4 separate regions of the Homo sapiens genome follow, and all the other regions are linked to region 2. Evidence: chromatin loops called from intact Hi-C (ENCODE). Cell type or tissue: OCI-LY7. All regions are shown on one strand. Each heading gives the region's core, and the rest is flanking DNA. Links, peaks and the distances in the headings are about the cores only. Region 1 overlaps ELOVL5 (ELOVL fatty acid elongase 5). Region 2 has its middle 21 kb from the start of GCLC-AS1. Region 3 overlaps ELOVL5 (ELOVL fatty acid elongase 5). Region 4 overlaps GCLC-AS1 (GCLC antisense RNA 1).

Region 1 (5,620 bases), core at 474-5,473, 100 kb before region 2:
TTTTGGGTGGTAGTGGTTAGGAACATACACTTTGGAGCCAGAGAGCCTGGGTTCAAATCCCTGCTTCACCACTTACTAGCTGTGTAACCTTGGGCAAGTTACTTAACATTCTGTGCCTTAGTTTATTAGACTGTAAAATGAGGGTAATTACATTAACTTCCTCATGTGATTAAATGAGTTAAGATATGTGAAATGCTTAGAATAGTGTGTGGCACAGCAAGTACCGTAAAAATGTTTCTATTATTATCATCATTACAGAGACCTTTGACAATGATCAGTTTCATATTCAATGTTTATGGAAGAGTTTTGCTAAGGCATAAACTGGAGTTCCCTGCAAGGTCCATGGCAGTGAAACATGCTCACATCCATACCTCACAGCTCTGTTATTTTCTATTTGGCATGGACTCACAAATGATACTTGTGAATCTGGGGATTTATAAAAGACTCTAGATAAATTCCTCTGAAATGTCAAGGAGATGCTGGTCACTGACTTCTCTGTGAGTAGAAGAGCAGGCCAGTGTCTATCCCAACCTTAGTACAGAGCAGAAATAAATCTGCATCTGATAAGCCTTTTTTTTTGTACTCCTGGCAACTAGCATATGATAGATGGCCAATAAACTTATTCATTTACCATAACTGAAAAGGGGGCTGAGTTGCCAAAGTCACAGAGGTTGGGTGGAGCCAGAATTTGAACCACATCTCCAACTCTATTGCCTATCATTCTTAAAATACCCCATGCAGTCTCTCAAGAGGACATCTTCATGTATTTACATAAAAGATGGTGACATGTGTTAGTATTGCCTGAATTCATATAGTTTTACGAGAAAAAGATACAGAACTATGTAGTTTTAAAATAACATTATCAAGTTAAAAAAAAAAGTTGTTTGGAAGAAGATGTTTGGTAACAGAGTTCTTTAAGATCTCTGTAATTAAGACCTAGATGGGAAGTAAAGGGGCAGCAATCCTCCCTGACCTCATTTTCATACTCTTCATCATCACTTCTACTGTATCTCAATCAGTGATAAAATTACAGGCTTATTTTTTAAGTGCTGTGATTATCAGTTATACTGTAATTATCTGTTTATCTGTCCACATCCTATTAGGCTCTAAGCTCTTCAACGGCAGAACCTCTGGTGTTCCCATTTTATCGCTAGAGTGTCTGGATCTGTGCCTGACCAATTATTGATTGCTCATTGAAACTAAGAGTGAATGAATGAATAATGAGTGGATCAATGAATGAATGACTTTCTAGAGTTTCATATCAATGGGCTCTCAAATCTGGTTGCATCTTAAAATCACCTAACAGCTTTAAAATCAGGTTTTTGGGATCCAATCCTAGAAATTCTAATTCAATAGATGCTAGGAAATATCTTTTTGAAAAGATCGTTAGGTAATTCTGGGAAACAGCCTGCTTTGGGAACCACTGCTATATATATCAATTAAGTTTTGGACTCTTACTAAAATCCCCTGCCACCCTTTAATTTTTATCACCCAGACGGTATCCATACACTGTATTACAGAGACAGAGCCTAGACTAGGATGATGGTCTCAAGGACAAGTTATTTTTTATTCCAACAAATTCTGCAGCAATTCCCTGTTTCCTCTAATTCCACCAGCTGGGGGGAGGGGATGCGCAGGTGGGGCGGGGGGCGGGGAGGCAATCATATTTTTTCAAACATCTCTCAAGCTGAAATAAAACCTCGTATCAAGATAGAGATCAGTTCTCATATTTTTCAAACACTGTGTGACATGGTACACATCACACATAACAAGCATACATTAATCCATCCTGCACCTGATGGATTTTTTACCGGTAAGCTCTTTTTTGGGGGATGCTGTTGCAGAAATATTACTATCAGTAGAGGAGATCCATAACACCATTACTACCAGGAGTCAACAGTGGCCAAGTCTATAAAGCTCTGTGAGAACAAGGAACGTATCTGTCTTGCTCCTTGTAATCCCTAGTAGCTGTTCTTGGGACACAGAAAGGAATTTAGTAACTCCCTGTTTCATCATATTGAACTGGGGCAGTATGGAACACTGCTGACAGGCTGCTGCTGCTGCTGCTGCCAAATCAAATGTTTGGCCAAGGACAATTCCATACATTCCTTGGAAGGAGGCAAGATGGGTGATAGGAAGAACCTGAACACTGGTTGAGAAACGTGGGCTCTGGCTCTATTATCATCAATCCTAAACTGAGCTGCTTCCTATTATATTCGTTTCATTACCTAGACTACAGGACCTCAAGCTTTCTTCAAGTAAATACGGTATCTATGGGAGGCAGAGTCTAAGATGCCCCCAAAGATCCTGGTACACCTGATACTCACACCCTTATGTAGTGCCCTTTCCCGATGAACCAGGGTTGTGTGTGTGACCAACAGAATAAAGCAAAAGGGATGGTATGTCGCTTCTGGGATTAGGTGATAACAGATGTTGTGGCTTCTATCTTGGTCAGCTGGCATGTTTCTGTCTGTGTTTCTAGGACCACTAGCTCTGGGGGAAGCCAGCTGCTATGCTGCAAACAGTCCTAGGGAGAGGACAATGTGGCAGGAAATAGGCCACCTGCCAACAGCCACCTGAATGAGCTCAGAAGCAGATCTTCTGGCCTGCTCAGCTTCAGATGAATGCAGCCTCATGAAAGACCCTGAGACAAAACCACCCAGGTAGGCCTTGCTGGGACTTCTGACCCTCAGAAAACGTGTGTGACAGTAAATGTTTCTGCATTTTAAGGTGGCAAATTTGGGGGTAATTTGTTAACAATAGATAAAAGCCTTAGAAATTAACAAGGTCAGTGGGGCTGGAAGAAGAGGTTCTTACAAGACAACTCTACTTCCCCTTGCTAGCCTTCCTTTTGGTTACCACACATAATTAAGGCACCAATTACAAGCACGGCCTAATAAAATATAAACCCTCCCCCTCGATTTAACTGGAACTGGGAAGAGAAGTGAAAAGGCTTATTATCTAAAGTATAGAATTTGGTTAGGAAAACAATACAACACTTTTGTTACTAGCCTGAGACAAGGGATCTAACATTTACTAAGAGCCTACTACGTAGCTGGCTTTTCAAAGACTCACTAAGGAAATATCCCTATTTTCTAGACGAGGAAACTAAAGTTCAGAGATCTTAAGTAGTTAACTCTAGGTTTATATGGCTTAGGGTAGGCAACTGTTCTGTTTTTCTTGGGGGATTTTCCGGGATGTAAGGCTTTCAGTGCTAAAATCAAAAAATTTTCGGGCACACTGGGAAGACTTAATCACATTACTTACTGTTAAGTAGCTCACAAAGTTAAGTTACTTAAATTTGTAGTTGGTCCAAAACTTGTGCTCTTTACAATTATCACAAGTTGATTTTTTTGTTGATGTTGTTAATTTGGAGACAGGGTCTCGCTCTGTTCCCAGGCTGGTCTGGTTTTCAACTCCAGGGCTCAAGCAATCTGCCTGCCTTGGCCTCCCAAAGTGCTAGGATTACGGGAGTGAGCCACTGCACCCAGCCAATCACACAGTTGATTTTTAAAAGTACATCTTAAAGCTATTATTTGGCAGCTTATGATCTGCAACAAATTTCGAACTGTTACCTACTAAAAAGAAAACCACAAACCCCTCCAGACTTTATCTCACAATACACACAGAAAAGACCGTTGGTTTTTTCTGTGAAAGGGTAAATAATTGCTATTCATATGATACATACTAGCATGGAAATTTTTCAGCTTAAAGGATTCTGCAAATTTCTGTTCCAAAATAGCAACTGAGTCCACAAACGACACTGGTAACTCCCCTCTGTACCTCAACAGACTCTCCAGTGTGGCTAAATGAGCTGACAGGTGACTGGGTGGGCTCTTCACAGAACTTCACATCAAGTCTGGTGCTCTGGCAGGAGAGGTAGGCAGTTACACAATTTTCTCTTCCACAAAAGCCTAGAGACAGCCAACTGACACCACTGGAAACTTCAACATAAACAGCGCTCCTGTGGCTGTCCTACCTGGTAGGTAAGCAAGGCAGTGTTGCCAAAACAGCTCTTTTTAAAAAAAGACCCATGTAATAACCACTGGGGTAGCTATAATCATAAAAACAGAAAATAACAAATACTGGCCAAGTAGATGGAGAAAGTGAAATACTCAGGCGCTTGCTGTTGGCGGGACTGTCAAATGGTACATCTGCTGTGGAAAATAGTTTGGCAAGTCTTCAAAAAGTGAAACACAGAATTACCATATGACCCAGCAATTCCACTCCTAGGTATATACCCAAAGAAATGAAAACACACATTCACTCTAAAACCTGTACACAAATATTCATAGTAACATTATTTATAACAGTCAAAAAGTAAAAACAACCCAAAAGTCGATCAACTGATTAATTAATAAACAAAATGTTGTACATTCATACAATGGAATGTTATTTGGCCATTAAAAGGAAGACAGTACTGACATTTGCTATATCATGAATGAATCTGGAAAACATTATGCAAAGTGGAAGATGCCAGACACAAAAGGCCACAGATGATTCAATTCATATGAAATGTCCAGAATAGGCAGATCCATCAGTGGTTGCCAGGGGCTGGGGAAACGAAGGAATGGGAAGTGACCGATACTGTTTATGATGTTTCTTTCTAAGGTAATGACAATGCTCTGCAATTAGATATACTTAAAAATTAAAAATAACTTTAAGAAAAGGAGAGGTACTTTAAAAAAAGGTTTAATATTTTATACACTCAAGCCTACTGCTAGCAATCTACACTAAGGAAATACAAGCAGATGTGCACTAAGATTGACTTATGATTGTCATCAGTGATATTTGTAACAAAAACTGAAAGGTGGTTAGCCTTCAAGTATCCATCTAGAAGTAACCTTCTAGATGAAACCTTCCGTAACCTAGAAGTAACCTTCTGCTACAGAAATTATAGTATAGGAATATAATTAAATATCATGCCATAATTCAAATGAAGCTATTGGGCATTTATTTTAGAGAAATGAAAACTTTATGTTCATATAAAAACCTGTACACGAATGTTCACAGCAGCTTTATTCTAGCTAGAAACTAGAAACAAACAAGATACTCTCCAACAGGTGAATTGTTAAAACAAACCATGGTATATCCACACCACGGAACGTTACTCAGCAATAAAGAACAAACCTGATACATTCAACAACCTGAATGAATCTCTAAAGAATTAAGCTAAGTGAAAAGGGCCATCCATTTATAAAACACTTTTGAAATGACAGAACTATAAAGATAGAAAAGAGATTAACAAATTGCCTGGGGTTACAAAGGGTGTGAAGGCAGGATGGAAGAGGATGTGGTTATGAAGGCCACATGTGCTGATAGCAATGTTGTGTATCTGGACCGTACTAATGTCAGTATGCTGGTTGTGATATTGTGCTGCAGTCCTGTACAATGTTACCACTGGGGGAAACAGGGTAGAGAGTACTTGGGATCTCTGTATTATTTCTTACAACTGCATATGAATCTACAATTCTCTCAAAAAGTTCAATTTTTTAAAAAAATCTACGACCATGAGAAAAACAAACTAGGCTGAGCATTTGATTTTTTAAAAATTCAATCAACTTCCCCAACCCAATCACATGTGGTGGTGACTTTTTTGGCACCTGTAACTGTAAAGGAA
Region 2 (5,620 bases), core at 415-5,414:
ACAAGAGCAAGGAACAACATGATGTGTATGAGGATCTGCAAATATTTTTATATTCTGGCATGTAAAGTGCCTAGTAGAAGTGGTGAGAGATGAGACTGTGTAAGTAGGCAAAGACCAGATCACAGAGAGCCTTGCGTTAAGAAGTTTATACTTAATCTGGAGAATACAGGAGTTCCACTGAAGGATCTATGCAAGGAAGTAACACGGACACGTTATCATTTTAGGTAGATTATTCTGGTAATAATGTGGAGGACAGATTTGCAGAAACATCTGCAAATAGATGTAGAATAAAACCTGAACTAAAATAGAAGTGGGCATGGAGTTGGGAAATATACAGGCAATAAAACCAGCAGGACCTGACAATTGATTCAGTGTCTTGTTTTGAGGAAGGGAGAGGAGTGAGGGTAACATGGTTTTCTGGGTTGGGTGTGTGGAGGTGCCATCTTAGAGCTAGATAATGTGAGAAGATGTGCAGATTTGGTGGAAAAAATGATGAAGTCACTTTTGGATGAGTCTGAAATGGTTGTGGGATGTCCAGCAGGCAGCTGGAAAAAAAAACTATCTGAAAAGGAAGGGACCTGGCTTCAGATGTCCCTGCCAGCAGTCATTAGTCACCTGCATCTGGCTGTCCCCCTAAGGTGCCAAGTGGTAGCAGATGCAGCCCTGGATGGACAGGTGCAAAGTGAAAGAAATGCCAGTTCTCTGGAAAGGCTTCTGTGGGTTTAAAGCCTAGCTCCATAATTCTTGCTCTTCAGTCTACTCCTGCAAAAATGACAGATCTGTTGGCTAGTTAACAGTGAATTTCGTTGATTCTGGTACCTTGGACTCTAGGAAGACAGTAAGTTAAAAATAGAAAAGATGTCTTAAGACCTTTTTTCATATAACAGACTTATTTCTGATGCTTTTTGCCCCTGAAACTTGTTTATTAGAATTTATCCAGCCTGTCTGGAGGGTGAATAAAGTAGACCTAAAATAAAGACAATTTCTCCCTTGATTGAAGGAGGAGATTGGGCAGCACAGAGAGAGGGGAGAGAAGGTGGTGCAGAGAGCCTTCAGGCAGGCCACAGATTCTCAATTTGTTTAACCTGGTCTTCATTTGAGGCCATAATTTTTCTTCAGTCTTTTTCTCATTGTCCTGGAGTTCTGTCCTTACAATTTCATTAAACATTCAACTTTACTGGGACCTTACTATGTGCCTAGTACTGTTGAATGTGCTTGAGATGTAAAAATGACCAAGATACAGCTCTTGTTCTTAAGAAATTCAGCTTGGAATAGCAGTTCTCAATGCCAGCTGCACTCTAGAATCACCTGGAACTTTAAAAACATCCTAGTGCCTGGGCCCCACGCTAGACCTATTAAATCCAAATCCCTGGAGTAGAGTTTCAACACTAGAAGTTTTTAAAGACCTTTTTACTAAAATTCAAGTGTATATAAAGATAAAACAGTATAATGATGGCCTCTCCCCCATGTACATGTCACCCAGATGAAACAATTATCAAATCATGACCAATCTTATTTCTTTTATAACTTCCCTCCCTCACTCCAACTATTAAATTATTTTATGGAATAAAATAATTTAAAAAGTATATAATCTCATTTTTTATTTCTTTGATATATAGCTTTAGAAATTGTTTTCAAAACACAATATCTTGATCATACCTAAAACAATAAATAAAATTGCTTACATCATCAATAACCTGCCAGTTGTCAAATTTCCTCAATAGTCTTTTTTTTTTTTTTTTTTTTTGAGACCAAGTCTTGCTCTGTGGCCCAGCTGGAGTGCAGTGGTGTGATCTCTGCTCATTGCAACCTCTGCCTCCTGGGTTCAAGTGATTTTCCTGCCTCAGCCTCCTGAGTAGCTGGGATTACAGGGGTGTGCCATCACACCTGGCTAATTTTTGTATTTTTAGTAGAGATGGAGTTTCACCATGTTGGCCAGGCTGGTCTCCAACTCCTGACCTCAAATGATCCGCCTGCCTCAGCCTCCCAAAGTGTTGGGATTACAGGTGCGAGCCACCGCACCCAGACTTCAATTATCTTATGAAAAGTTTTTGCTGCCGTTTTATTTGAATTAGGTCTAAGTAGTATCCATACACTGCATTTCGTTAACACGCCTCTTACATTTCTTTTAATCTAGAGATTCCTCCTTACTCATTTTTCTCTTCTTCACAAGTTTTTTTTTTTTTTTTTTTTTTTTTTTTTTTTTTTAAAGAAAACCGGTCATCCAGGCTTTCTTTAATGATGAGAAGAAATGGAAGTATTTGCCTGTTCACATTCTTGAATGCTATAGGGTTCTCCAAGTTGTAGATTAGAAAATGCTTTAATTTGAACTCTGAAACATTTCCAGGCAAAAGCAGCATTACATGGTCTTTGTATGCCTTGAATCTTGGCATTGTCTTGGATGTGCGATGAATGTATGTATGCTCCAGCATACAAACATTCTGTTTCTGAAACAAACTTCAGAAAAAGTTTGTTTCATTGGCATTAAACATTTGTTCTGGTAAATATTTCTCATCCACAATTATCCTATGCAGCTCTTTTTTTCTTTTCTTTTCTTTTTTAAAGCTTTAAGACATTCAATATGGCATTTGCTGCCTCACTGCTGATCTTCACATTATGAAAATTATGAGCCATTTGAAGCACTGGAACAGCCCATGACTTGCTATAAATATTTGCATATAGGTGGGATCATCAGAATGTTTTTTAGTGTATAAAAAAGAGTAGAGGCCGGGTGCGGTGGCTCACCCCTGTAATCCCAGCACTTTGGGAAGCTGAGGCGGGTGGATCACGAGGTCAGGAGATCGAGACCATCCTGGCTAAAATGGTGAAATCCCATGTCTGCTAAAAATACAAAAATTAGCTGGGCATGGTGGTGGGCACCTGTAATCCTAGCTACTCGGGAGGCTGAGGCAGGAGAATGGCTTGAACCTGGGAGGCAGAGGTTGCAGTGAGCTGAGATCGCGCCACTTCACTCCAGCCTGGTGACAGAGCAAGACTCTGTCTCAAAAAAAAATAAATAAATAAAAAAATTCTTGCCTTAGCCTGGATTGTCTGCGGTTTAAGTGGTACTTAAACTATATCTGATACTTCTGTATCTGGTCTTCCATCCATGTGACAAGTATTTTTTCATATCATCAGTTGGCGCAGCTCTTTTCTTCCTAACAACAGTGAATTTAACCAATATGGATGATTTCACTGCATCACTGATTCACTTCTTATCCTTTGAGATGGTTGAGATTGTGGATGTGAAAGTCCTAATTCAAATGCAGTGGCTATTACTGGCTTGTCACGTTCATGCTGGGCAATTACTCTTGAGTTTTATCTTGAGAAACTCAGAAGTAATTTGCCTTCCTCTTCTTATCAGAAGCAGGAGAACACGGATGGGCATTTTGTAGACATGGTAAGATGTGGAAACACAAGACTCAATATTCAAAAAATGCTGGCAACACAGTAGTACACTGTAGAGTATCGGCTGTTTACCCCTGTGACCATGTGGTTGGCTGGGAGCTGTGGCTCACTGCCGCCACCCAGCATTGCGAGTGAGAATTGTACTACATATTGCTCGCAGGAAAAAGATCAAAATTCAAAATTCAAAGACAGTTCCTACTGAATGCGTATAGCATTTGCACCATTGTAAAGCTGAGAACCAAGTCGGGGACTGTCTGCATTTTCTCCTCTAAAAAACTTCATATTTCTTAACTGTTCACAGAAAAGGCTTATACAAAATAATCAATTTGGGAGCAATGGCACCTTTAAGCCCAGACTGTAGTCTCTAAACATTGCTTCTCACCAAAAAAATCCCCAAGCTCCTTGGAGAAATGAACAGTCCAAGTCTGGAGCAGGAAAGGAGATAAGCCTAGAATTTCTCTGTCTTTCTCGTATGAACTGTACCTCAAGATATACAAGGAGTGGATGAAGAAAAGTTCTTTATAGAAAAATTCTAACTAATAAATGAAAAAGGAATAAAATAATTCGATTATAGCCATTTTGTAACTTTTAATGAGATAATGGATCTAAGTAAAATATGTTTAGCTTCATTTGTTTCATCTTACCTATTTTACAATTTTATTCTAAAAGTAGTAAAAATTTTGGGATCTGCCTTATCTCAGTCTTTAGGATGTTCTTTGCCTGCCTCTAACATTCCTGTATCTTGAGTAGCAAGTGGTCAGGCTGAAGTGAAAATTCTTTAGTCATCACAAGGAGGTTGTACTGTTATCATGGGTGCCGGTTCAGCCTTCTCGTCAATGAAGCTACCCCTTCCTGGGAAACTCCTGCCAGGTCATTAATAACAACAAAGGAATTCTATTCCAGGAGGCCTTACTCCCTGGGTCTCTTGCTGCTGAAGACTTTATGGGATTTCCATGAGCAATTAGTGATTAACTATCCCAACAGCTGGCCATGTTGCTCCAAGAGGATTTGTCCTGCTACCTAGTTGGACTTTGATCTCTGATCTGTTGATTACTACTTTAATCCATTTTGTGCTGCTCTATTAGGATACTGAGACTGGATAACTTATAAAGAACAGAGGTTTATTTCCTTCTTATAGTTGTGGAGGCTGGAATGTCCAAGATAGAGAAGACTGCAATTGGCCAGGGCCTTCTTGTTGTGTCATCCTATGGTGGAAGGCAGAAAGGTGAGAGGGAGAGAAGGAAGAGGGGAAGGGGAGCTGAATTTATTCTTTTATTAGGAACCCTCTCCCACAATAACAATAGTCCGTTCATGAGGGTAGAGCCCTCATGACCCTAATAACCTCTTAAAGCTCCCACCTCTCAACACTGTTGCATTGGGGATTAAGTTTCCAAAACACAAACTTTGCAGGGGACACATTCAAACTGTGGCGATTTCCTTCCAGAAACGTATGGTGGCTGCTTGGCCAGATGCCCAGCTCACTGCACTAGTTGAGTGCAAAAATGGATAAATTGGCTACGTAGAGTTATGTCAGGCTTACTAGCACAAGATCCATGAGAAAACATTCATGGACACAGGGTTGGTGTCCCATTGTCCATCCTAGACAGAACTAAACACAAGACATCCTCATCCTTGTGTTGTGAGGCATTTAAGATGAAGTATTGGCCCATCCCCCATGATCACACCTGGGTGCCACAGCAATGTGGGGTGGTATCACCTGGTCTCTGGTCCTATCCTGTCAGATCAGTTTCCAGGTTGGGAGAATCACCACCCCCTCTCATAGTGCAATCAGAGGGCTGGCGTCCAAGCCTAACAATTTCAGCTCTTTTATTAGGTAGCATATGAGTGGCAAGATTTTCCATGTGCATTTTCAGGACTGAAGGACTTCCAGCCCCAGCACTAGCATCATGGGGGTGAGGGAGATTCTGGAATCTAAGTCAACCAGAATTGATTGTCTTAAGCACAGGGTCACAGTGGTTTCCAGGGAGCTTCACAAGAGGCCCTTTCCTTTTCTGGGAGACTAGCCTGCACAGGGTTTGTCTTGGGCAAATTAATTCTTTCCTCTCTGGATACTTGGGTTGTTTCTGGGCATTTACTGTTGGAAATAGCACAGCAATAAATAGCCTTGTGCTCACTTCCCTTGGGAAATGTACCATCGTATCTCTGATATTGAGTTCTGGAAGTGGGATTGCTAGGTCAAAAGTCTTGTGCA
Region 3 (5,620 bases), core at 294-5,293, 120 kb before region 2:
ACGTTGAAAAAATTTCTCTAACCATGATGATATAAAAGTCACCTGGTATTCATGTTCTTAATTCCAATAAAGCAATCAGGAGAGGAGGCATGGATTTTCAATACATATCAAACAAGGTGAAGCTCCTTGTTACATGCTCTGAATAACAATGTATTATTCATGATTTTTGCTCAGTAAAATAATAATACAAATATTCTTTCCAAAGAACTTAAGAAGAAAACAAGGAGAAGGCTACACTTCCCATTAATTGGATTTATTAACCAGGTATACCAGATTACACATAGGGTGATAAAACCCAAGAAATGGCAGTCATTGAACTCTGAAGTCCTCCATCTCAGCTGTGTGTCAGTCGGCAAGTGTGGCCAGCACATGCAGACTCAGAAAACGTGCTGCTTAGCCACGTTAGTGAAACTGGCACTAATTAGAAAGGCAGCCTTTGCTATGAGTGTAATGGTCAACAGCAGAGAGGACAATGATTTAAAAACAAAACAAGGGCTGGGTGTGGTGGCTCATGCCTGTAATCCCAGCACTTTGGGATGCCAAGGCGGGTGGATCACCTGAAGTCAGGAGTTCAAGACCAGCCTGGCCAACATGGCAAAACACTATCTCTACTAAAAATATAAAAATTGGCCAGGCATGGTGCTGCACACCTGTAATCCCAGCTACTTGGGAGGCTGAGGTGGGAGAATCGCTTGAAATTGGGAGGAAGAGGCTGCAGTGAGCTGAGATCGTACCACTGCACCCCAGCGTGGGCAACAGAGTGAGACTCCGTCTCAAAAATGAAAATAAAAACAAAACAAAACATGAAGGTGAAGCAGCAATGATCAGATAAATGCCTATTTAAAGGGCAGTATTTAACAAACTGAGGAGTAGTAGCATGAGAGCGAAGACCTAGGCGGATCCAGAGGAGATACTGGTATAGGAAGGGCCTCTCCTGCCCCTATTCCTTTTCTTAGGCAGGGAGGAGGGAGAGGGAAACAGGTCAGCCGCCAGCAGCAAACTGACAACCTCTTCTTGGATGGCGGGAAACTCCTTGGCAGCCAGAGCCCCTAAGTGTTATGTGTCCCCTGAAAGATTCAGCTTCATACTCTGGCTGACCCCAGGAAGCTACCTCTGAAAAGCATGCTCCCCTTTGAACCCTGCTATGATGTTCCCCGAAAACCTGTGGCTCCTCAATCTTAACTACCCGCCAAGGCTCACAACTCCAGAACATGAGGCACATGCAGCATTCACCTACTGCGTCTTCAGAGAAGCAGCAGTTGGGAGGACAGCCTTTGCCATTTCTTTAATTTTTTTATTATTCATTTATTTATTTATTCTGAGACGGAGTCTCACTCTGTCGCCCAGGCTGAAGTGCAGTGGCGTGATCTCAGCTCACTGCAACCTCTGCCTCTAGGGTCCAAGCGATTCTCCTGCCTTAGCCTCCAGAGTAGCTGGGACTATAGACACACACCACCACACCCCGCTAATTTTTGTAATTTTAGTAGAGACCAGGTTTCACCATATTGGTCAGGCTGGTCTGGAACTCCTGACCTCAGGGGACCCACCTGCCTTGGCCTCCCAAAGTACTGGGATTACAGGAGTGAACCACCACACCCGGCTCTGCCCTTTCTTTGACCCCTCCCAGACTGGACCATCTTGCTACTCTCTCCAGTCGTTTTCACCTTGATTTCACAGAACAAGAACAGGCTCAATAAAGCATATGTCCACGTGGGGAACTGTCAGTCAGTCTTCCTTTCTTGCACTGTACACACTAAACTTTCCCAGCATTTCTCTCATGGCTGGCTTGCTTTGGCTTCAGAGGGACATGCCCTCCACACCCTCCCCACTAGTTATGCTATGGTCACGGAGGGTGTTACTGTCAGTCCGGCAGAACTGGTTGTGCTTAGAAGTCATTCAGGGAAATGGCTGGCCCCAGGGACTTTAAGGGGATGCTTAACACCTTTTGTTCTCAGCTTTGGGCCTTGGCTGTCAATTTTAAGAAAACCAGTTCCCACTTAGCAACTAACATCAGACTGTTATTTTGTATGAACATATATATCACAAACAATAAATACACACAAATCTCCCTATTTTAACTTAAACCTCTGATTTACACTTTGCTTTATTCATTTTCCCACAAATACTCATCTTTCCAAATTGGCACATATTCATCCTCCCACACCGCACAGTGCTTCCCGGGCACCTGACCCGAACTCCAGCCCCAGGTAGAGAATCCTTAGGATCTAGTCAATCTGTGGTGGTCCTAACCCCCTCTGGTGGCTGGTTCAGGCAGGGGCATGTGAAGCAATTGTGGCCAGTGAGTTTTGAGGGATGACAGCTGGCAAAGAGCTCTGGGAAACAACTTCTTTATGCTTAAAACCACACAAATGAAACATTTTTTCTTCTTCCTCTGAATGTGCTGCTTGGAGCTGCTGTAGCCATCCTACAACTGTGTGAAGTGGGGGACCCATTCTGAGGACAGAGCTGCTGATACCTGGAAGTGGCAAAGTAGAAAATGACAAGAACAAGGATCCTTGGTTACATCATACAGTCCCTGAAATAACTACGGAATTGCTCCACCTGGTAATGCAAGCTAATAATTATTATTATTATTTTAGCCATTTAGAGTTGGATTTTTTGTCCCTTACAGCTAAAGTAAGGCACTATCCCAACCCAAGCACATACAGATGGATCTAACTTATTCTTTTTTGTTCTTTTCAATGGGCCATACACTAATTTACAGAACCTCTCCCCTACTGACAGGCATCCAGATGATTCCTTGAAAAACAATGCTGTAATGAGCATCCTGATATGTATCATTGCATAACTAATCAAGGCTAGCCACAGGATAAAGTATTAGGAGTAGAATGGCTAGGCAAAAGGGCATGTGCATTTTAATTCCAACAGAAGGCAAAACAGCCTTTCAGAGAGGTTGTACTCTTTCTCCACGCCTTCACTATTATCACTATTATCATAGGTGACATGAAACCTATTATTTCATCTCTGCCATGTTAATAGACTAAGTCCTTTTGTTATTTCTTTTGTGTTTTAAAAATCATGAGAAACTGAGATTCTTTTTGTCTGTTTAAAAGCCATTTCTAGTTTTTCTGTGAGCCTAAGAAGTTCTTTATACAAAAGACTTTAAAAGACTTTTACAGATGACATCAAAAGAAGGCAATATGAAGCTGATTTACTTTCTAAAAGATACAGCAAGTAAGGTTCAGGTGCATATTTACCAGTGAGTTAACATGATACAAAATGAGAAGACCTTAAAAAGCCCTTAAAATTGTAAAAGGGGAAAGGTTTTAAACTCCTATTGCAACACTGCATTTTGGAAACTAGTTTTTCTTAAAGACTGCCAAGAATTGAGAAAAAAATGCCACTGATAATGGTGAAATCTATAGTATTCTCAGGCTACAAGCTTTACAGCATATTTTTAAACTCCAGTTAAAGTCAACGGAGGACCACCCACAGCAGGTGTCTCTGTCAGAGACTTCTCCAAATTCCTTGTTATCCAGGATAAAGTTTTAGACTTATCATAGAAAATGCTAACATTTTCTACTATCTCCTCATGCAATATTTACAAGGGACTATAGGCAGGGAGTGATGCTGCAGAAGGTAAGCAAAACCAAAAACCACCTTACCTCGAGGGCCTAGCAATGCCTTGAAATAGGTACTAAGTGATGCATCAAAATGTTCCATTTGAAAACCTATTAAGAAAAAAAAAGATACTGATTAATCTCTACTCAAAATGTTTTTTATACAGTATTTTTTCATAAAAGAATAAATTCTTTTCAAAGAATATGCTACAGACAAGGTTAAGTTCAGTTCCTTAGGTTAAAAGAATTTAATTCACAGAAGTGACTTCTGTGCTAGATCTAACTTGAAGATCAAAAGGAAAGACACAATTCTGTGAGTTCACTTTATAAATGAAGTGCCAGTTTTCTGAACTTCTTTTCTTAGTTCCATAAAAACTCTTTCCGTGAAGCTGAAATCTCAGTGGGGAAAAAAGTGGAACTAACTGGAATGAGAGGTGGCAGACAGGAAGAGATCCTGTCTGGGCAACAACTGAGGACTTGAGGTAAGACAAGGAAGAGCCATATCAGGGAACAGAATGCCACAGTGACAAGACAGTTTTTTCCGCTTGTTACTTTTATCAATTATTATTTTACAGTACTTCATATCTACAGTAAAAAAAAATTCAAGTATTAAAAATTAAAAAAAAGGGGCAAAAATCTCATTACTTCCCTCAACCTCAATCCCCAAGCCACGCATCACAAGGAACCTAATGGTAACATTTCTTCAATATACTTCCAGAGATTTCTCCTCTTTTGAGCACAAAGAGGTCATGCTAAATGGATGTTTTCACAATTGTGGGTGAAATCTACCATTAGTAGATGATCATGTCAACTTAGCATTAAAAATAATAATTGATCATAGTAGAGAATCAGAATGCTTTGCTCTCAGTGAGAATGAATATAGTTTTATAAAACTTTAGTTTTATTATATCATATTTATAAGTATAATGTACTTAGCTGTGATGTAAAATATATTCTTACTGTGGGGATCACAGTTAAAAAAAACTAAAAAAACACTATTATATATAGAAGTGTGTATATATTACTTGCTTATTTTCACTTAATAAAACATCTTGAGATACCAGTTAAAGATTTACCTCCATCTTCTAAGATTCTATAGCTCCCTACCTTCCCCAATTTAAGATTTACATTTAGAGGGTAGCTAATCAACTTTTCATATGCATACTGACTAGATTTTCCAACTTTCCTGGCCATTCTTCTTACAGGAATAATCATCAATATTATAACGTCCAAGGGCAAAGGCAGAACTGATTTTATTAACTAAGCTGTTAATCATTTAGCAATACTTCTCTTCCTTGGCTTGCCACACTGAAGCGTTATGTATTCACTGGCTAATTTTAAGATAAACTACTTTATCCACGAAATCATCTAATGGTTGTAGTAGTTACAATTAAGTCAATCCAGATGAGATGGGACGTAGAGATAGGAGGAGCCATCAATGACACTTTCAAAGTAGTTAACAGGGTTCTGTCCTGACAGCTTTCCTGCCCAAGGGTGATTGGGGAGGCTGCTGACACCAATTCATGGCTGGAAACGAAGGCACCAGCTCCCTGAAGGCACCAGCTCCCCGAAGGCACCAGCTCCCCATACCCATCTGCCAATAACCAGGTCAGCCACCTTTGCCCCTCAATAGTTACAAAACCTTAGCACAAGGTCACTTCTGCAATCCAACAATTAAGATTTTAACATACAGTAGTCCCCTCTTAATCCACAGTTTTGCTTTCTGAGATTTCAATTACCTGAAATCAACCATGGTCTGAAAATACGAGGTGGGAAATTCCAGAAATAAACAATTCATAAGTTGTAGATTGCACACAGTTCTGAGTAGCATGATAAAATCTCCCGCAGTCCCACTCCATCCTGCCTGGGATGGGAATCATCTCTTTGTCCAGCGTATCCTCACCGTAGACACTTCTTCACCCTTGAGTCACTTTGTAACCTTCTGGGTTATCAGATCAACTGCCTCAGGATCGAAGTGCTCATGTTCAGATAACTTTTACTTTACTTAATTGTTCGATTTAATTATTAGTTATTGTTGT
Region 4 (5,620 bases), core at 406-5,405, 75 kb after region 2:
AAGAAGTAATAAAGCTGGGCATGGTGGTGCTCTCCTGTAGTCCCAGTTGCTCAGGAGGCTGAGATGGGAGGATTGCTTAAGCCCAGGAGTTTGAGACTAGCCTAAGCAATACAGTGAGACTCCATCTCTAAAAAAACAAAACAAAACAAAAAACAAAAACAAAAAAAGAAAGAAAGAAAAGAAAAAGGAGTAATAAAGAGAGATATTGGTGCCTCACTGCTCTAAAGGGCTTTGAGGAAACAGTTCTAGGCTCTCCACAGAATTTGGAAATGCATCCTGGGGGGGTGGACTGTGAAAAACATCTGAGACATAAGCTCTATGTGACACTTGGTGGGTACTCATGAACATTCAGGGTTCTTGAGGGCCTGAACTGCTTGTTTTGGTAGCCTTGCATTTTCAGGGCAACAATCCCTGGCATCGAGTGGACCCTCAAGAAATATTTGTTAGCTGCCAGATGCAACTTTCCGCTGTATTGTCAACACTTTTTCAAAACACGTCACTGAGGATTTCAGTAACTTCCCAGCAGCTACAAGGAATCTTGGGAACCTTTTCTCTAGGCAGAGCAGGCTATTTAATACCCCATTTGTAATAGGGTGATTTAAAGATACTTTGAAAGCCAATCTAAGAAAAGACATTTCTCCGATGGTGCCTGAAGTTCGATGCATAGAGGTTTTTCTTTCTGTTACCCTCACTAAGTTCTTTGAAAATGCCTACAGAAGGGGTGTTCATATCAGGCCCTTGTGCTTCACGAGAATAAGTTGATCGGGTAAAAATTTTCTCCATAAGAGAGACCACTATTGGGAGGGGGCAGCTGCCCAGTTAGGAGGGTTAGACTTGTCCTGCACCAATATTGTCAAGCAAGTGGGCTCAAGGGTCCCTCTGGACTCTCCTACTTAACCTTCACTATTGGCTTAAATATAGGAGTGACCATCCCCTCTCCAGAAACTGGCCTCAGTCCTGTAGCTTATTTCTTGGGATCAGTGACCCACCTCCACTTTCCACCACCTCCAGAGGCTCGAGAGAACCTGTCCCTGTCTAAACAGCCATTATTAAATGTGACTGTATTTTTTTCTCTATAGGAATGATGTATTTTCTATTTAAAAAAAAAAAAAAAAAACTCCCACAATCTTTGTGTGACTTGCATTTGAGAGCGGCCAAAGGACCTACTTGCAAAGCAGTGCAGAGGCTGACATTTACTGATAATCTGCCATGCACGAGGCACCCGGCCAGAGGGACGCTTCCTGTTCAAAATGACTGTTAGGCAGATGCTATCATTTCCATGTTACTGAGAACAAAGTTGAATCTCTGAGAGAGAAAAAAAGGAACATTCACAGGGTCACAAAGGTGGGTTGAATTCCAGAGACCCTGTTCTCTCTACAGCAAGGAAAATTACCCATACCCAGGAGAGCAGGGAAATGTCATAAATTCTTTGTATGCCCTCACTGCACTTTGCACAGGGCTTGGAGTCTTTGATGGAGAATGCATGTAACATAACCCACTGAAATTAAGCTTAAACAAAAATGATACTTTGCTGGGAGGGATCCTGGTCACCCCCTAAAATCCGAGGAAAGTTGAACAACCAGGCCTCAGTACCAAGAGTTCTTGGGTTTTATATCTGTCTAATGCTACACCCGCAACTGGACTAAATAACCTGCATCTCTGTCTCTTAGTCAGAGTTCTCAAGAGAGAGACCCTAATTGGCTCCTGGTCAGCCAATGAACTTCCTCCTCCTGAGTCAGGTGTTCACTTCTAGTCCAATCAGCTATGACCAAGAGTCAAGCAAAAGCAAAACTTCCGGGGGCTAATTCTGAAGTCTGCCCAATGGTGTCTACTGTACCCAGATATAATTCAATACATGTTTATTGTCTGGTGTTTTTTGTGTTCATTCGTTGCAACCAAGTTCTTTAAGAACCTTGGATACATCGTCCTTCATTTAATCATCAGGCGGGGGTTGATAGGCCATAGTGATCAAGAAAAATATGTGAAATTTCTATATGCCAGTTATCGCTGTGTTAAAAACCTTCAGAGCAAATTAAGAAAGGAGAAATAAACTATTTGTTCTCAAAAGCTTGGTTTCAAGGGGACCGAGGAAATGGGAAAAGCATCTGTGGACAAGGCTATTGTGCTTGCTGCTGGAAGACTACCAAGGCCAGTTACTAAACGGGTGGGCAGCAACAAGTAGTTGCTTTGTTTTTTTTTCCCCCATAGGAAGTTGTTGTCTCTGTTTTGCAAGTTTGTCAAATTTCTTTTGTTTCTGGGGTCAATAACCTAGATACTTGAGACTCTTTTTTTCCCCTTCCGAGGGTCCTAATTTTGCATTTTACGTAACACCAATCTTGACCAAAAGCTGATTTATTAAGGAGGTTTCTTCTGGGTTAGTTGTTGGTGCTGGAGGCTGCGTGTACATGACTTAGTCTTCTACTGCCACCATGAGGGAGATGCTGGAATTGCAAGGCTCTTTTAGTTATCAAATGTAAATTTTCATAAATGAAAGTGAGCACGTTTAAAATTATCTCTATCTATTTATCTATCTATCTGTCTGTCTATCATGTTCATATATATATAAAATGGAACAATCCACCTCCTAAAACATATCCTCTGAAAGGCTTAAAGAGATATATAGTATTGCCAAGTGTGTCTGAGTTAGGTAGGCGAGGGTTTGAGACCTGCCTCTGCCTACCACTACAACCGCCCTTACACTAGACATTTAAGTCTTCTAAGCCACAGGTGTAAAAATGGTCTGATAGTACCCATTTCACAGGGCTTGGTATTGAAAAAATGACATAGCCTGTGTCAGTCTCTAGCATTTGGTAAGTACTCAATAAATGATTACCATTGCTATCACCTGAAATTGACCACGGCTGAAAGTATTAGAAAAGCTTTCTGCAGGGAGAAAGAGGGGTGAGGGTGGAGGGTACCAGTAACCCCGTGAAAACAAACACCAGTGCACAACTGGAGTGGATGCTCAATAAACATATGAAAGGTTCAGGGGAAAGGGGTAAAGTCACCAGGGATGGCTCTAACAGCCAAAAGAGGGATGGAAAACACTCTTTTAAGCTGACCATTTTAGAGTCAAAGAACCAAAAATATAGAATGTTCGTGTGGTAAGGATTCTAGATATGTACTCCAGCTTTTTTTTTTTTTCAAGTGGGGCAACCGAGTGATTGAATCACTCTTCAAGTTAAAATGTTAATCAGCAGTAAAGTGGGACTAGAACCCAAGACTTTTGTTTTCTTTTCTTTTCTTTTTTTTTTTTTTTTGAGACAGGATCTAACTCTATTGCCCGGGCTGGAGTGCGATGGCACATTTGTAGCTCACTGTAACCTTGAAGCCCTGGGTTCAAACAATCCTTCCGCCTCAGCCTCCTGAGTAGCTGGGACTACACTCACACACCACTGTGCCCAGCTAATTTTTATTTTTTTGGGCAGAGACAGGAATCTCACTATATTGCCCAAGCTGGTCTGAAACTTCTGGCTTCAAGTGATCCTCCCGCCTTGGTCTCCTAAGGTGCTGGGATTACAGGCATGAGCCACTGTGCCCACCCCCTCAAGACTTTTGACAAATAATCCAGAGCTCTTTATATATAAGCACCAAAATATCAGTCAAGATTAGCCAAATCAGGATTGTCTTGGATTGAAAAAAAAAATGGGCAAGTTGCTTAACCTGATTATGCTTTAGTTTCATTACTGGCAAAATGGCAATCATAATATCCTACTGCAGGGGTTCTAGTAAAGACTGAGATGCCACATGGAAAGCATTTAGATTTGTGCAATAAATGTCCACTGGTATGATTATATGAGTACAGACTTCATCTGGTACAATTACACCGTCTCCTGAATGTGATCAACAAAACTTTGCCATCTCTAAAACCACTGGCTTCCTAACCCTGCCTCCATGATAAACTCTTTAATGGTGGGAACATTTGTACCTCTTTATACGTTCTCGTGCCTGTATAATTACCTTTTTAAAATTAAACTTTTAATTTTGAGGTAATTCTAGGTTTATATACAGTTATAAGAAATAATACAGAATGATCCCATGTACTCTTCACCCAATTTTTTTCCAGTGGAAACAGTTTGAAGAACTGTAGTACAGTATCACAACCAAGATATTGGCATTGACAAGATCGACCCATCTTATTCAGTTTCTCCTGTTTTACTTGTATGCATTTGTGTGTGTGTGTGTGTATTTAGTTCTATACAATTTTATCACCATTGTAGGTTCATGTTTCCACTTGACAGTCAAGACACCAAACAGTTCTATCTTTCATGAGGATCCCTTGAACTGGCCTTTTATAACCACACCAACCTCTCTCCTGTATCCCCCTGCCCCATCCTGAAACTCTAGCAACCAATTTGTATTGGGCTTTTTTTTTTCTTGATTATAATTCACTGGAGACTCATCCAGATTGCTGCCGATATCACTAGTTTATTCCCTTTTGTTGCTGAGTAGTATTCGATGAGATAGGTGAGTAGTATTAGATGAGATAGATGTACTGCAATTTGCTCAGCCATTCACTTCTTGAAGGACATCTGGGTTGTTTCCTGTGTTGGGCTAGTAGGAATAAAGCTGTTGTGAACATTTGTATACAGCTTTTGTGTAAATATAAGCTTTCATTTCTCTGGGATAAATGCCTAAGAGTGCAACTGCTGGGTCGAATGGTAATCACACATTTAGTTTTATAAGAAATTGCCTAACTGTTTCTTAGAGTGGCTGTACTATTTTATATCCCCACCAGCAACACACGAGTAATCAGGTGTCCTGTGTCCTTCCCAGCATTTGGTATTATCACTAGTTTTTTATTTTAACTCTTTAAATAGGCAAGTAGTAATACTCATTGTGGTTTTAATTTGCATTTCCCTAGTGGCTAATGATGTCAAACATCTTTTCACGTGCTTATTTGCCATCTGCCTCACCTCTTTGGTGAAATAGTTCTTTTATGACTTTTGCCCGTTTTATGATTAGATTGTTTGCTTTTCTCTGTTGAGTTTTGAGAGTTCTTCCCATATTTTAGATATAAAGCCTTGACATATTTTACTTTTAAAGTACACATCAACACTGGATTGTGAGCAGCATAACATACGTGGTACATAGTTGGAAGTAAAGCTCTCCTCAGCAAATGTAAAAGAACAGAAATTATAACAAACTGTCTCTCAGACCACAGTGCAATCAAACTAGAACTCAGGATTCAGAAACTCACTCAAAACCGCTCAACTACATGGAAACTGAACAACCTGCTCCTGAATGACTACTGGGTACATAACGAAATGAAGGCAGAAATAAAGATGTTCTTTGAAACCAATGAGAACAAAGACACAACATACCAGAATCTCTGGGACACATTCCAAGCAGTGTGTAGAGGGAAATTTATAGCACTAAATGCCCACAAAAGAAAGCAGGAAAGATCTAAAATTCACACCCTAACATCACAATTAAAAGAACTAGAGAAGCAAAAGCAAACACATTCAAAAGCTAGCAGAAGGCAAGAAATAACTAAGATCAGAGCAGAACTGAAGTAAATAGAGACATAAAAAACCCTTCAAAAAATCAGTGAATCCAGGAGCTGGTTTTTTTGAAAAGATCAACAAAATTGATAGACCGCTAGCAAAACTAATAAAGA

Evidence for each region. A loop is a pair of places that touch in the nucleus more often than their neighbours do. Peaks named below come from ENCODE experiments on the same cell type or tissue, not always from the same donor. Only the 100,000 strongest peaks of a DNase experiment are listed, where the experiment ranks them.
Region 1: a loop joins it to region 2, with 6 times the contacts of the local background. A loop is called at or near these places in 19 of 110 quality-filtered maps.
Region 3: a loop joins it to region 2, with 4 times the contacts of the local background. A loop is called at or near these places in 23 of 110 quality-filtered maps.
Region 4: a loop joins it to region 2, with 4 times the contacts of the local background. A loop is called at or near these places in 34 of 110 quality-filtered maps.

Annotation. Positions count from the first base shown.
Region 1 is chr6:53,307,248-53,312,867 of GRCh38, forward strand. All of the region lies in intron 1 of ELOVL5 (ELOVL fatty acid elongase 5), which reads right to left. Among named protein-coding and RNA genes, the nearest start is that of MIR5685, 33 kb to the left of the region's middle. RefSeq lists enhancers at 2,624-2,733, 2,824-2,873 and a silencer at 5,204-5,498. In OCI-LY7, for the core only: no CTCF peak of the experiment used is centred there; DNase peaks (open chromatin) are centred at 2,524, 3,814 and 5,324; H3K4me3 peaks cover 3,885 bases; H3K27ac peaks cover 5,000 bases.
Region 2 is chr6:53,407,340-53,412,959 of GRCh38, forward strand. No RefSeq gene overlaps it. Among named protein-coding and RNA genes, the nearest start is that of GCLC-AS1, 21 kb to the right of the region's middle. In OCI-LY7, for the core only: CTCF peaks have their summits at 3,522 and 3,722; a DNase peak (open chromatin) is centred at 3,502; H3K4me3 peaks cover 449 bases; H3K27ac peaks cover 660 bases.
Region 3 is chr6:53,292,016-53,297,635 of GRCh38, forward strand. It overlaps ELOVL5 (ELOVL fatty acid elongase 5), which reads right to left. Exons shown (of 8, transcript NM_021814.5): 2 at 3,627-3,692. The coding sequence starts at 3,684. Among named protein-coding and RNA genes, the nearest start is that of MIR5685, 18 kb to the left of the region's middle. In OCI-LY7, for the core only: CTCF peaks have their summits at 2,274 (motif pointing left) and 2,473; a DNase peak (open chromatin) is centred at 2,276.
Region 4 is chr6:53,482,405-53,488,024 of GRCh38, forward strand. The region is part of intron 3 of GCLC-AS1 (GCLC antisense RNA 1); the gene reads left to right. Among named protein-coding and RNA genes, the nearest start is that of GCLC-AS1, 54 kb to the left of the region's middle. In OCI-LY7, for the core only: a CTCF peak has its summit at 2,451; a DNase peak (open chromatin) is centred at 2,417.